Linked DNA regions of Homo sapiens: region 1 is linked to region 2. Evidence: chromatin contacts called from ENCODE Hi-C or POLR2A ChIA-PET data. All regions are on one chromosome and are shown on one strand. Each heading gives the region's core, a stretch centred on a gene start or an enhancer-like site at or near the end of the contact. The rest is flanking DNA. Distances are from core to core; before and after follow the strand shown.

Region 1 (6,760 bases), core at 277-2,776, 87 kb before region 2:
GACATAAGTAATATATTTTTAAATAATGGGACAAAAAAGGAGAGCTTTCTAAGAATGACAGCGCCATAAAGAAAACATTTGTTCAAATTTCCAGACAGCAAAAAACTCACCATAGCAAACTTAAGAGACAAACAGCAGGGGGTGGTATTTGCAAGATATGTGACCACAGTTGACAGTTCTATTTTACTTAGCACACTGTGAACTTAAAGGAGATAAGATTCTCAAACTCTTTGACTATTTTATTTTATTACCTGCATGTCTGTGGTAGGAGAGAGACATATCAGTGATTCCCTTTAGATTTGTCCAAAAAATCTTATAAGAATTTAGTCCTGTTAGGAATTACCAGATTTCTATTTACATCTCACTGTTAGGAAAACACATTTTGAAATGAAACCACCATAATTCTACAGACTTTTAGAGAGGGAAAGTTATAACTGTTATTATATGAAAAGTGAACATTACAATATTAATATGAGAGAATATTTTGGAAGTCAAATCTGGCTTTCATTGCAAAGTGCGAACTGTATATGTTATCTGCGTTAGAACCGCCCTCCTCTCCAAACTAAATCAAAGAATCAGGAGTCACCTGTATCTCACTCTCTGGCTTATAATTTCTTTAAAAACTGAATCCATCTAAATGCAAATGTGCAAGTAACTGATCAAGCTCTGCCTCATTCACCTGAGAAAGTCCCCAGAGAGGAGCTCTGCCCACTCCCCCTGCACCCACCACCACAACACAGAGGCTCCCAGCATGACCGGGGCCACCCTCTTCCCTTCTCCCGAGCCCCTTGTTAACTTGTCAAGGGCTTGTCACTTTGGCTAAATCACATCATGAATGGGGTCAGATGTCTTCCTGGTCCCTGCGGAAATGAAATCCTCCTGGGTGGGGAAATCTCCTAAGCCTTGCCTCCCCCTCAGGTCAGAGCACAGGTAACCTGAGGGCAGGGCATTTGGCAGAAGTAAGAGGGAGCCATAAAATGTTTCAAGAAAGATGCCTGCTCCTTGTGCAGTGGAACCTGGAGAGTGCCCTTGGGTTCAGTCCTCACTGCCATCTAGAATTCAATATAGGAAACTCTCTTGGCCAGGCTCATGCCTATAATCCCAGCACTTTGGGAGGCTGAAGCAGGTGTATCACTTGAGCTCAGGAGTTCAAGACTAGCCTGGGCAACATAGGGAGACCCCATTTCTCAAAAAAAAAAACAACAAAAATAAGAAACTCTCTTTATGGCGCACTGCAGATGGTGGCTGGGAGATGTGTATATGTCCAGCCTGGGCCAGTAACAGGCAGCTGTTGGCCTTCCCTGGGATGCAGCCATATTCAGATGTTTAGTGGCTTTTCCGGGTCTCAGTGCTCCTGCTAATTCTGGTAAAAAGTTTGTTTTGCACAAAAGCATCACAGAGGTGTGGTGGGAAAAAGGAAGCAGAGCTGTTTTACAAACAGCTTCTTACCCTGGCTGTCTCTCAGGGCCTTGAGTCACCCTCTGAGGGCGGCTTTGTACGGAAACCCACACACATTGTTATTTTCCTGTCCCCAGGGATATGGTCCCTCTCTCTCTCTCTCTCTCTCTCTCTAGCAGACCAAATTTGTGGCCAGGTTCATCATGTCTCATTGCTCTTGTGTTTTTATAAAGAGCCTATAAGACAGTGAGAGAGACTGCCTAGGAGAGGGAGGGTTGCTCCTAGGCCATCTGTAGACCTTGCAAGAAATTCCAGGACCTGGCAGATAACAAGGCTTGTTTTGTTTTCTTTCATTTTCTCTTCTCTCCCCCACCCCGACCCCCCAGTTCTACCAGTAACAGTCTGTGCCAGCGTGGACAAGACACTTGATCTTTCTAAACCTCAGTTTCTTTATTCCTGAATTAGGAGAAAAAATCATATACCCTAAAGTCCCAGATATGTGCTAACTGAAAATATGACTGATATTATATTTTTAAGAACCTAAAGTCTGGAATAGAATGAGCTCAGATGGTACCCCTATGGTGATACTGATGAGCTCATTTCTTGTGTTTGTGCAAGAGCATTTTCATATATGCACATAGTGGCTGCTGCACCCTCTATGTGGGTACACATATGGCTTCCCCACAAATTGCAGGGCAAGGAAAGATCACCTGAACATCCTTCCCCCACCCTGGTCTTCCACAGAAGGTAGGGGATAGTCTTTGAAGGACAGGCTGAAAATTCATCTTTTGATTTCAATCTCATTTTATTCCCATTGCCTTTTGTTGTTGACTATACCACTCCACTTGATGGAAGTAGTTTCCATCTTAAAGAGGGGAGAAAGATTTCAGGAATAGGACTCAAGATGATCTGCAGTTATATATATATATATATATATATATATATTATATATATATGTATATATAATATATATAAATATATAATATATAAATATATATATAACTGTATGTATATATATACAGTTACGTTTATGTATATATTTTTCAAAGCAGTTTTAGAGTTACAGAAAAATGGGAATGAAAAATACTGAGAGTTCCCCTATACTCCTCACCTTTTGCCCCAATAATTTTCCCTGTTAGTAAATTCTTGGCTTAGTGTGGTTTATATATATATATAGAAGTAGTTAAAACTCCACTGTCCACAAGAATGAAGTCATAGATGGCAAGGGCTTTATTACTAGGCAGTTACCCTGACTCATAACCCTCTAACTGGCAGATCCTCACAACTGCACGTTATGTTTTTCTAATCAGCATGCCATTTATCTTTTGGAAACTCCAGTGAGGGAAGTAGAGAGAATATTATTGCTACTTTTGGCAAATGAGAGTAAGATAATCTGTCCAAGGTCAACCACTAGTTTCAGAGCATTTCACAGTTTTTCCAGTGGGGGTCTCCACCTTCCCCTTCTCCACCATGTCCCTCATAGTGGAGGGAACCATTCTTTACTCTCATTAGCTTAGAGATGATGCTCTCCCAGTTTGAGGCATGAGCTGCTCCCCTTCCTTCCTTCCTTCCTTCCTTCCTTCCTTCCTTCCTTCCTTCCTTCCTTCCTTCCTTCCTTTCCTTCCCTCCTTCCTTCCTTCCTTCCTTTCTTTTTCTTTCTTTCTTTTTGAGACAGGGTCTCACTCTGTCACCCAGGCTGGAGTGCAGTGACACAATCATGACTCACTGCAACTTTGGCCTCCTGGGTTCAAGTGATCCTCCTACATCAGCCTCCTTAGTCGCTGAGACTATAGGCATGAACCACTGTGCCAGGCTAATTTTTTTTTTTTTTTTTGGTAGAGATGGGGTTTTACCATGTGGCCAGGGCTGGTCTTGAACTCCTGGGCTCAGGTGATCCTCCAGTCTCGGCCTCCCTCCTAAAGTGCTGGGATTACAGGCATTAGCCACTGTGCCTGGACAGGTTAAACTGGTCCAACCATATTCCATGTGTGAGACATTTAATACCATTTTAAAATGAATTAATGGAAGGATTGATGGATATAAGATGAGTGAGGTGAGTTGATGGCCAGCCCAGAATAGGCTTTTTTTTTTTTTTTTTGGAGGGGAGCGATGATAGTGCTGTCCAGAGGGCTGGTGTGGCACTTGGGTGGGGTTCTCTGTAGTGGTGGTTTGGGCTAGAGGGATAGCACTGTGACTGGAGAGGAAAAACTCCTCAATAAAATAATTGAGGCAAATGAGAACAATCCTGATGTTTCTGAGAAGCACCCTTTTCACTTCTCTTTCTGTTCAGGCTGGATTCCGAGACAGTAGCAATTTCAGGTTCTCCTTCTCGGAGGAAATGGCCCGCCACCAATCTCTTGGCCAAACACAGCACGTGAATAGCTTTGCTGCATGTTTTCCCGGAGGGCTGATCCCTCTCAGCACACAGGGGCAGCCACAGATTCAGGCCCTACAGGCACTCAGTTTGCCCTGAAACACCTGAAAAAGCTGCCTTCTCCCTTTAATATCCTTTCACCCCCTCAATCTCGGGTGCAGACTTGGCCTCATGTCACTGCTGCTTTAGGAAACCCTGGAAATCTTAGTTCCCTGGTAGTTAAAAGGGGTAGATGGTATTACAAGACCGCCAAGTTTGCCAGGTCCCTGGCCTCCCCCAGTGTAGGAATATCCGCTTCCAAGTCCACCTACCCCTCTGCAGCTCTTTCAGCATCGCCTTATCTTCTCCTCACACACCTTTCCAGGCACCTACCAGTGCCACCTGTTTTCCTCTGATGCTCAGGAGCCCCTCCTTACCGGCTCCTGTGGAGACCACCGTTCAAGACAATCCAGGGGCAGCACATGAGAAAACAGAGAGTCTTGAGTTCTAAACCATCAGCATTGCAGCAAGATGGAGTGAAAAAATGGTTGGTTTTCCCATTTGCCTTCCCCCTCATGCAATCACATCTTTAAAAAATGTCCACCCCAATATCATTCTTGAAAAGAAAAGAATCATCCTTGGAAAGATGAGTTTTTTTTTTTTTTTTTTTTTGAGACAGAGTCTCACTGTGTCACCCAGGCTGGAGTGCAGTGGTGCAATCTCGGCTCACTGCAAACTCCGCCTCCTGGGTTCAAGCGATTCTCCCACCTCAGCCTCCTGAGTAGCTGGGATTACAGGCATGCGCCACCATACCTGGGTAATTTTTGTATTTTTAGTAGAGAAAGGGTTTCACCATGTTGGCCAGGCTGGTCTCGATCTCCTGTCTTCAGGTGATCCACCCACCTCGGCCTCCCAAAATGCTGGGATTACAGGCATGAGCCACTGCGCCTGGCCAAAAAGATGAGATTTATGTTCAGGTTTGCTCTTTCTCTGAGTATCAGTAGCAATAATCAGTTTTGACTATTGGCCAGGTTTCTCCAGGGAAACAGAATATATCTATTAAGAGATATATATCTATTAAGAGATTTATATCTAGAAATTGGCTCATGTGATTTCGGGGTCTGGTATGTCCAAAATCTGTAGTACAGGTGGGCAGGCTGGACACTCAGCCAGGAGTAGACACTGCAGTCTTGAGGTGGAATTCCTTTTCTGGGAAATCGGTTATTGTCTTAAGACTTTCAACTGCCTGGATGATTTCCCTCTATGTTCTGGAAGGTAATTGTTACTTCACATTAACCACATCTGCAAAATACCCTCACAGCAACACCTGGATTAGTGTTTGGTTAGATCATTGGGTACTATGGCCTTGCTAAGTGACACATAAGAATGACCATCACACTCAGTTTGAAGGGCCCTCTCACGGATTGCAGGATGACAGAAAGTGCTTTGGTTTCTATCCAAAACATCAGCACTTGCTTGGGTGTAAAAGCAAGGCTTGAGTTGTGTCACCAGAGCTGTGGGTGGATAACTCTTATTTGAATTGTGCGTACTGTGGGACAGACTTTGCAACCAGATTAGATTAGCTTCCTTGGGACCTGGCTAAAGAACAGAGAGATTCTAGGAGGCAGTACTGGTGCTAAAAATATCCTCAGAGCCACTTACAAAGAAATTACTAAATAGTTACCTCATAGAAAGTGAGTTTTGACATTTAGTACTTACATGAAAATGTTTCCAAAATTATTTATTTATTAATTTATTTTCCCTGCTAAAGTAATCACTGGCCAATTTAACTGTGTCTCTGTTGGGGGGCAGGGAGCTAGATACCATCTTATGTAGCATGATCCCAAGGAACATTAGAAAATCCATTTATTCCAAAAACTTTTTTCTTCATAAAAATATTTTATTTGAAAATTTATTTTTGGAGCCTATAAACGGGTAAATTCCAAAATAGTAGTAATACAGAGTTTTAAAGAATATTTTAATGTTCCTTTTTATTCGAGTCTGCCTTTGTGTTTTTCTTTCCATAAACAAATACACTGGATTAAAGCAACAATACTCTTATATTCAAGTTCAGTGCTTGAGTTTCTTGAATACTATTTCCATTTAGAGTTTAGTAATTACTTAACTTCACATTATTCTGTCACAAATGATAATATATATATAGTCCTACCGATATAGTAAAAATCATAAAACTATTATAAGCCAAGTCAACAGAATTTATAAAGTTAATATAAAACAATAACTATACGGATACACATGTGCATTGGTCCCTATTAGAACTATGCCAACATAACAAGCATTACTTAAAGAATGAGTTCTTTGGGCAGAGAGAAGTGATGGGTCACTATCATCAAAAATTATTAGTAAGATTATAGGTAAAAAGAAATCAGTCTATGATTTTAACTAAATAAAGGAGGAAACAGGAGTACATCATCACAGTTGATGCAGTTAGGAAAATTCAGTTACCATTCTATCACAGACTGGTTGACTACTTCTAGAACTACAGTCAGGCTCTTCAGGCATTCTGTTACTCTCTCACTAGAAGTTTCCTTACATGGGACATAAACCTACATTTATGATAACAACAGAACATGACAATGCTATTTAATCTGACAGTTAGCAAACAATAGAAAAGCAACTTGGAAATTGGTGGAGCCATACAGTCTCATTGCCCCTGAAGACAGGGGGCAAAATGAGTCATCAAGAAACAGTATTCAATCAACCCAAAAGCTGATCAATGATAGACTGGATAAAGAAAACGTGGTACATATACACCATGGAATACTATGCAGTCATAAAAAGCAATTAGATCGTGTCCTTTGCAGGTATATGGATGAAGCTGGAAGCCATTATCTTCAGCAAACTAATGCAGGAACAGAAAACCAAACACCACATGTTCTCACTTGTAAGTGGGAGCTGAACAATGAGAACACACAGACATAGGGAGGGGACTAACACACACTGGGGCCTGTCAGGGGAGGGTGGGGTGGGGGGAGGGAGAGCATCAAG
Region 2 (6,443 bases), core at 3,093-5,592:
AGTGGGCAAAGGATATGAACAAACACTTCTCAAAATAAGACATTTATGCAGCCAACAAACATGAAAAAAAGCTCATCATCACTGGTCATTAGAGAAATGCAAATCAAAGCCACAATGAGATGCCATCTCACGCCAGTTAGAATGATGATCATTAAAAAGTCAGGAAACAACAGATGCTGGAGAGGATGTGGAGAAATAGGAACGCTTTTACACTGTTGGTGCAAGTGTAAATTAGTTCAATCATTGTGGAAGACAGTGTAGCGATTCCTCAAGGATCTAGAACCAGAAATATCATTTGACCCAGCAATCCCATTACTGGGTATATACCCAAAGGATTATAAATCTTTCTACTATAAAGACACATGCACACACATGTTTATTGCAGCATTGTTCACAATAGCAAAGACTTGGAACCAACACAAATGCCCATCAATAATAGACTGGATAAAGAAAATGCAGCACATATACACCACGGAATACTATACAGCCATAAAAAGGATGAGTTCATGCTCTTTACAGGGATGTTGATGAAGCTGGAAATAATCATTCTCAGCAAACTGACACAGGAATAGAAAACCAAACCCCGCATGTTCTCACTCATAAGTGGGAGTTGAACAAAGAGAACACATGGCCACAGGGAGGGGAACATCACACACTGGGGCCTGTTGCGGGGTGGGGGGCTAGGGGAGGGATAGCATTAGGAGAAGTACCTAATGTAGATGACGGGTTGATGGGTGCAGCAAATCAGCATGGCACGTGTATACCTATGTGACAAACCTGCACGTTGTGCACATGTATCCCAGAATTTAAAGTATAATAATAATAATAAAAGAAACTTTAAAATCATACAAAAGTCATCAACAGAAGCATTCCACTATATGATGCAATCTCAAGCACAGTGTTACATTATTACCCAGGGGTCCGTATGCTTTCAAGCAGAGGAAACACAAAGACATGGCCATTTTGAGTTTTTCCCATCACATTGCTTTGACTATGATTTCAGACAACAGGCCACAGTCATCTCCTTCTGGAGGGTCAAATGCCATAAAGACAGTTCCCAGTCCCTTGGAACTGGATATGGACAAACCCCAGGAGTGAACAATTCCACCTCCTCCTTTATCAGCTCATCCCACACACTCACCCCGCTGAACAGCCACCGTGAGGACTCCGGTCTCCCTCTCCTCTCCTCTAAACCTCATTTAGGCAATTCTAATTAGTAAATAATCCTTTTTTAAATTTGTGAGTGAAATTTGATTTTGTTATCTATATGAACCTATTTTTGTATTTAATCAATTTTTCTGAATGCTTGTAGAAGTGTAGTAGAAAAGAATGTTTGCATTTATATCATTGCTTACTGCAGACAGATATGAGTGTAGTGTTAAATCACTGGCAAATAATCAGCTAAACAATTAGCTGATTGGCATTTAATGGCCTTACATTTTGCAGAAATCATTGGTGATTTTTATTATATTGCTTTGATTGTTTAAAAGTGTTTTAGTGATATCTGGAGGAAATTGTTGGGGTTTTTGGATGGGCTAGAAATGTACTGCAGCTTTTCCCCTTTAAATGATGAAATATAGAACCCCTATTGTGGAATTTTGCTATGTAACTTTTTTTGGGATGTATGACATTCGGAGCAAGGGATTCCTCTACTGTGAGATGTAATGGGGTGGCATTGTAAAAGACTCAGCAGGCCATGAAGGCAAAGAGTTGTGGGTGAGTCAGGGCTTTATAAAGATCTCTGAGCATCTGAGAACCTGCTTCTCACACACAATCTGTTTTCCTGGCTATTATGAGTCAAACAGGGAATAAAGCTGACCAATAGTACCTTTAAGTTCTGTTGACTTTACAATTCTATGATAAACCTGGGAAAGTAAAACCACCAGGAAAAGAGTCTGTTACCTTGGTGAAGGAGGGTAGAAGCGATTTGGGATATTCTAGGCTCAGCAGGTGCAACGTGGAGAAGAAGCTAGGGACACAGTTGACAACGAGAGGCTCCCACATGTGGCCCTCATTGATCTGTCCCCCACCCCATCTAGAGCCATTTGAGCCACTCCAACTGAGGCCCAGTCTGCAAGGAGTGAAGTCAAGTTGTACCCAGTGTGCTCTGCCCAAATTCTTGACACACAAAAACACGTTGTTTTAAGCCACTGAGTTTTGGAGTAGTTTCTTATGCAGCAACAGATAATCAAATCACCTGAGTGGGTTCCTACAAGGAGAATTGCTATACAATTGGTACATGCATTTGTAATTTTGAAAGATATTACTGAATTGCTTACAATAAAAATTTTAGTCAAATTAGTTTCACCAGCATTTTATTAGTTTCCCATATTGATTTCTCATAATTTTATCTTTGCCAAACTGATAGGTGAAAGATGATGTTAGTGTGATTTTCATATACATTACTCAATGGGAATATGATTGAGTCATTTGTCATATGTCTATTTATTAAAGAAAGAACTATATTTTTTATTGATATCTCTTACATATTTATTGCCCATGTTTCAATTCTGATGGGAATAATTTTGATATTGATTTGTAAAAGTTCTTTATGGGGCCAAAAATGATAATTTATCTTCTTTTTTTGAATTTTTTATAAAACAACTTCTAATTTCTTTCACTGTTAATTTATTGTGGCTAGTATCTAAGAGAATGTTAAATAAGTAATCACAATGATAGTAGGCTTCCTTAGCTTGTTCTTAACTTTTGTGGCAATATCTCAATGTTTACCATTAAACTAGATGCAGACTTTGAGGTTGAGATGGAAAATTTTCTTATGGGGAAAAAGAACCAATTATTAGACATTTAATTTTACCAAATTACTTTTCAACAGCTAAGGAGGTGATCAGATTATGTTGCTCCATAGCTTTGTAATACATTAAATTGTATAAAAATATTTCCTAGTATTTCCTAATATTGACTTCTTTGCATACTTAGACAAATCTTAATCACACAAGGTGTTGCTTGATTCTATTTGTTAATAGCTAATTCAGGATTTTTGCCTTGATATTCCTAAGTAATCTTATCCATTTCTAAGACAGAGCAATTCTGTCTTCAATTGTGCTAGTTCTAGCTGGACCTGGTTTGAGGGTCTCGTCTCTTTTTGTTAAAGTAAATTAAAATGGAGACCAGACCCGGAGAATACCTGAGCAGACAAAAGCAGTTAGGCCTTACAAATGACCTCAACCTTGCTTGATTTGCAAAGATAAGCAAGTCTTAATTTGAGCTATTTCTTGTAAATGTTTAATATTAAATAAAAGCAGAACTTAAGCTCAACTAATTAGAAGTAGCCAGCAAACAAAACTATGGACTTTACAACAGGGTAGACCAAATAAGGTAACTGTATAACTGTAACCAATCAAATATTTTATTTTCTTCTGTGCCATCCTATAAAACCTCCCTCTTCTATTTTTACCATCACCACCTTTTCCCTATCACTACCTCCTTTCTCAGGCAAACATGACAGTTAACAAAAACAGTAGGATAATGAATGTTATTAAGGAGAACACTAGGATGTTTTAAGAGTGTATAGAGGATCTGCTAAACTAATAGTAGGAGTAGTTGGAAAAGACTTCTTAGAAAAATCAACATTGTTTAAGCTGAAATTGAATAGTGAGTAGAAGTTAGGGAAAGAGATTAGAAGTATTTCCAGGAAGAAGATAAAGCATATTCCAAGGTAAGTGAAGACATGGAACTCTCAGTTAATCAAAGAAAGCCAAGGATGGCTAGATCCTCAAGGTGGGAAGTCACATTGTGTAGAAATGAGGCTGGAGATTTTAGCAGATGATTTTTTACAGAAACTCATAATTAAGTTTGGATCCTGAATGTTTTATTATGGAAAATGGAAAAACACTCCAGGCTTGAATCTAGGTATGTCACAGTCAGATATGTGTAATTGTGGGCTGTGTGAATTATGAATTCAAAACCTTCTCCCTCATCAGGCTTTACATAATCTGAATTTTGGTCGCTTTAATTGTGGTCCTCCTCCACTTGCTCTGCCTCCCACGAACTGCACCCTCTCAGTGCATGGAAACAGAACAAGTGAGTCAAAGAGAGCATAGAGGAACCCTGGCTGTAAACTTTGAGGTGAACCCACTGGGTCACCAGCCCATTCTGTTTCCTTTGCTCATAACCCTGTCAGCCCCTACCCCATTTCCTCTCCAAAAACTCTCCCATAATATCTTTTCATTTTCACTTGCTGTCCTTCCTGAGTTTCATCTCCCTGAGTGTTGAGAGGCATTTGGTTTCTAGGTGTTTTGTGAAGTGTGAAAAATAACTTCAGTGTGTGAAAGGAAACCACAAGACCCAGGGCTGCTATAGCAGCAAGCTCTGTTCTCAGAGAGGGTAGATAACTGTCTTATCCTGTGTGATCTGAAAGGGCTGAAAGTCCCCTCAGTAAAACATGCACCCCATTGGTCTGGAGCTGTCATTCCTCTCTCAGAGGTAAAGGTTTTCCATCAGGACAGTGGCTAGGTAAGGGGAAAATAACTCACAGGGAGATACTGAGAAGGAAGTCAAAGGAGCTGAATACAAATCAAATATTAATAGCTCAAGTGAAGAGTTAACAATTCAAGCCCTTGGCTGGGCACCGTGGCTCACACCTGTAATCCTAGCACTTTGGGATGCTGAGGTGGGTGGATCATGAGATCAGGAGTTTGAGACCAGCCTGGCCAACATGGTGAAACCCCGTCTCTACTGAAAATACAAAAAATTAGCTGGGCATGGTGGTGGGTGCCTGTAATCCCAGCTACTTGGGAGGCTGAGGCAAGAGAATTGCTTGAATCTGGGAGGCAGAGGTTGCAGTGAGCTGAGACCACGCCATTGCACTCCAGCCTGGGTGACAGAGCAAGACTCTGCCTCAAAACAAACAAACAAACAAACAAACAAATCAAGTCCTTAAATGCTGGGGGTCCACTGGAAGGTTTCTTTGACGTGGTCTGTTGCCTGTTATCTTGGCCACATCTTGTAAAAAGATGACCTCTATAGGTTTAACTTGCTACAGATCCCAGGCTTGAATATCATCCATTAAAATAGCAGAGACTGCTCTATTTGCCTTTCTCTAACTTTCCTTCTTCATCCTGCCCTGAAGTTCTCCCACATACATTTTTAACTACTCAGTCCATCAGTGATCACATATACCCAAAATACGTCCTCCATATTCTCACTGGGGTTCTGGAGTTAGACAGAACTGAGTTCCAGTTTCTACTGGGCCACTGACTAGCTAAGTGTCCTTACTCAAACTTGAGCCTAATTTCCTTCATCTTAAGGTGGGAACAATTTAAACTATCCAGTCTGAATTAAATGGAAAAGTGCACGTAAAGGATGAATTCCCAGTGGCTAGCACAGAGGTTTTCAAGCCTTAGCCTGCATCAGAATCACCTAAAGAGTTTATTAAAATACAAATGGCTAGGCAACATCCCTGGAATTTCTGAACTAGTAGGTTTTGAATGGAGCCTGAAAATAGCATTTCTGACAATTCCCATGATGCCACTGGTCTGGGGACCTCACTTTGAGAACCACTGCTCTTGGACATTGCTGTATCATTTGCACTGTTGAAGTTGGGCCACTGCCATGACTAGTGGAATTGGGGCCTGTGCCCAGCTACAAATAAAAGTTGGAGGTTTATTTCTGAGGCATCTCAACTTTCAGGGACATTTAGGCTGTTTCCTGATGGCCCACAGCACCTCTCCATTTTGTTTCTTCTAGGATGATCTTAGATGAGAGGGTCTTATGTTGACTTTTCTCACCTAAAATTTTACATTTCAGATGTGCTTTTAAAAACTCTCTTATGATCTCCATTTCAGCTGATTTAATCATAGGTGAGAGTCCTTTAACAGACAAAGCTTTAGCTCAGTGGTTCTCAAACTTTAGCAGGCATCAGACTCACTTGGGGGTTTTACTGAAACTTAGATTGCTGGACTCCGCCCCCAGAGTTTCTGATTCCATGAGTTAAGGATGGAGCCCATATTTCCTAACAAGTTTCCGGTTCATACTGATGCTGCTGATCCATGGCCCACATTTTGAGAACCACTGGTCTAATACACAGTAAGTCTGAAAAGGAGCTAATACTATAAACTAGCACCCCTGGGGACCATCAGAATGACTGGGCCATTTACATGAACTCCAAGTAAGGTTTAAAATCTCTGATGTATCTGTCATGTGGCAGAGGATGGAGTAAGGGGAAAAAGAAGAAGAAACCAACCTGGCTCCATCTGTACAAATGTCTTCCCATGTTGCTGAGGAAATGAAACCAGCACACATGGAGAAATGGAGTCCAAGAGGCATTGTCTGATTGACAGACAGCAGAGGATCAAAAAATCTCAAGTTGTGGAGGTTGTCATGTAGGAATTTTGCACTAAAGGAAGGGAGGATTTGGAAATGTGGAGAACTTTGGGGACAGACAAATAAACAGGTGGAAGGAAATAGTGTGAATGGCTTTAAGG

The links. A loop is a pair of places that touch in the nucleus more often than their neighbours do. ChIA-PET counts read pairs that join two places held with the same protein, here RNA polymerase II (POLR2A). Pooled maps may share reads with other maps.
Region 1: a loop to region 2 is called in a map of natural killer cell, with 7 times the contacts of the local background. The contact joins two enhancer-like sites. A Hi-C loop is called at or near these places in 9 of 168 maps with a recorded cell type or tissue (CD4-positive, alpha-beta T cell, CD4-positive, alpha-beta memory T cell, CD8-positive, alpha-beta T cell and 5 more), 30 of 37 single-sample maps with no recorded cell type and 19 of 50 pooled maps. POLR2A ChIA-PET finds 5 or more read pairs at or near these places in 18 of 52 experiments (CD4-positive, alpha-beta T cell, CD4-positive, alpha-beta memory T cell, CD8-positive, alpha-beta T cell and 10 more).

Annotation. Positions count from the first base shown.
Region 1 is chr7:150,750,422-150,757,181 of GRCh38, reverse strand. It overlaps the pseudogene BET1P1. Among named protein-coding and RNA genes, the nearest start is that of GIMAP5, 16 kb to the right of the region's middle. RefSeq lists silencers at 1,439-1,498, 1,539-1,588. Within about 2 kb of position 1,526, at least 12 of the 41 ENCODE cell types and tissues checked have a DNase peak (open chromatin) inside an H3K27ac peak, as active enhancers do; they include CD4-positive, alpha-beta T cell, CD8-positive, alpha-beta T cell, GM12878 and 1 more, where a contact is called at or near this core.
Region 2 is chr7:150,666,435-150,672,877 of GRCh38, reverse strand. The region is part of intron 2 of LOC124901774 (a long non-coding RNA gene); the gene reads left to right. Among named protein-coding and RNA genes, the nearest start is that of GIMAP2, 16 kb to the left of the region's middle. Within about 2 kb of position 4,342, at least 5 of the 41 ENCODE cell types and tissues checked have a DNase peak (open chromatin) inside an H3K27ac peak, as active enhancers do; they include CD4-positive, alpha-beta T cell, CD8-positive, alpha-beta T cell, GM12878 and 1 more, where a contact is called at or near this core.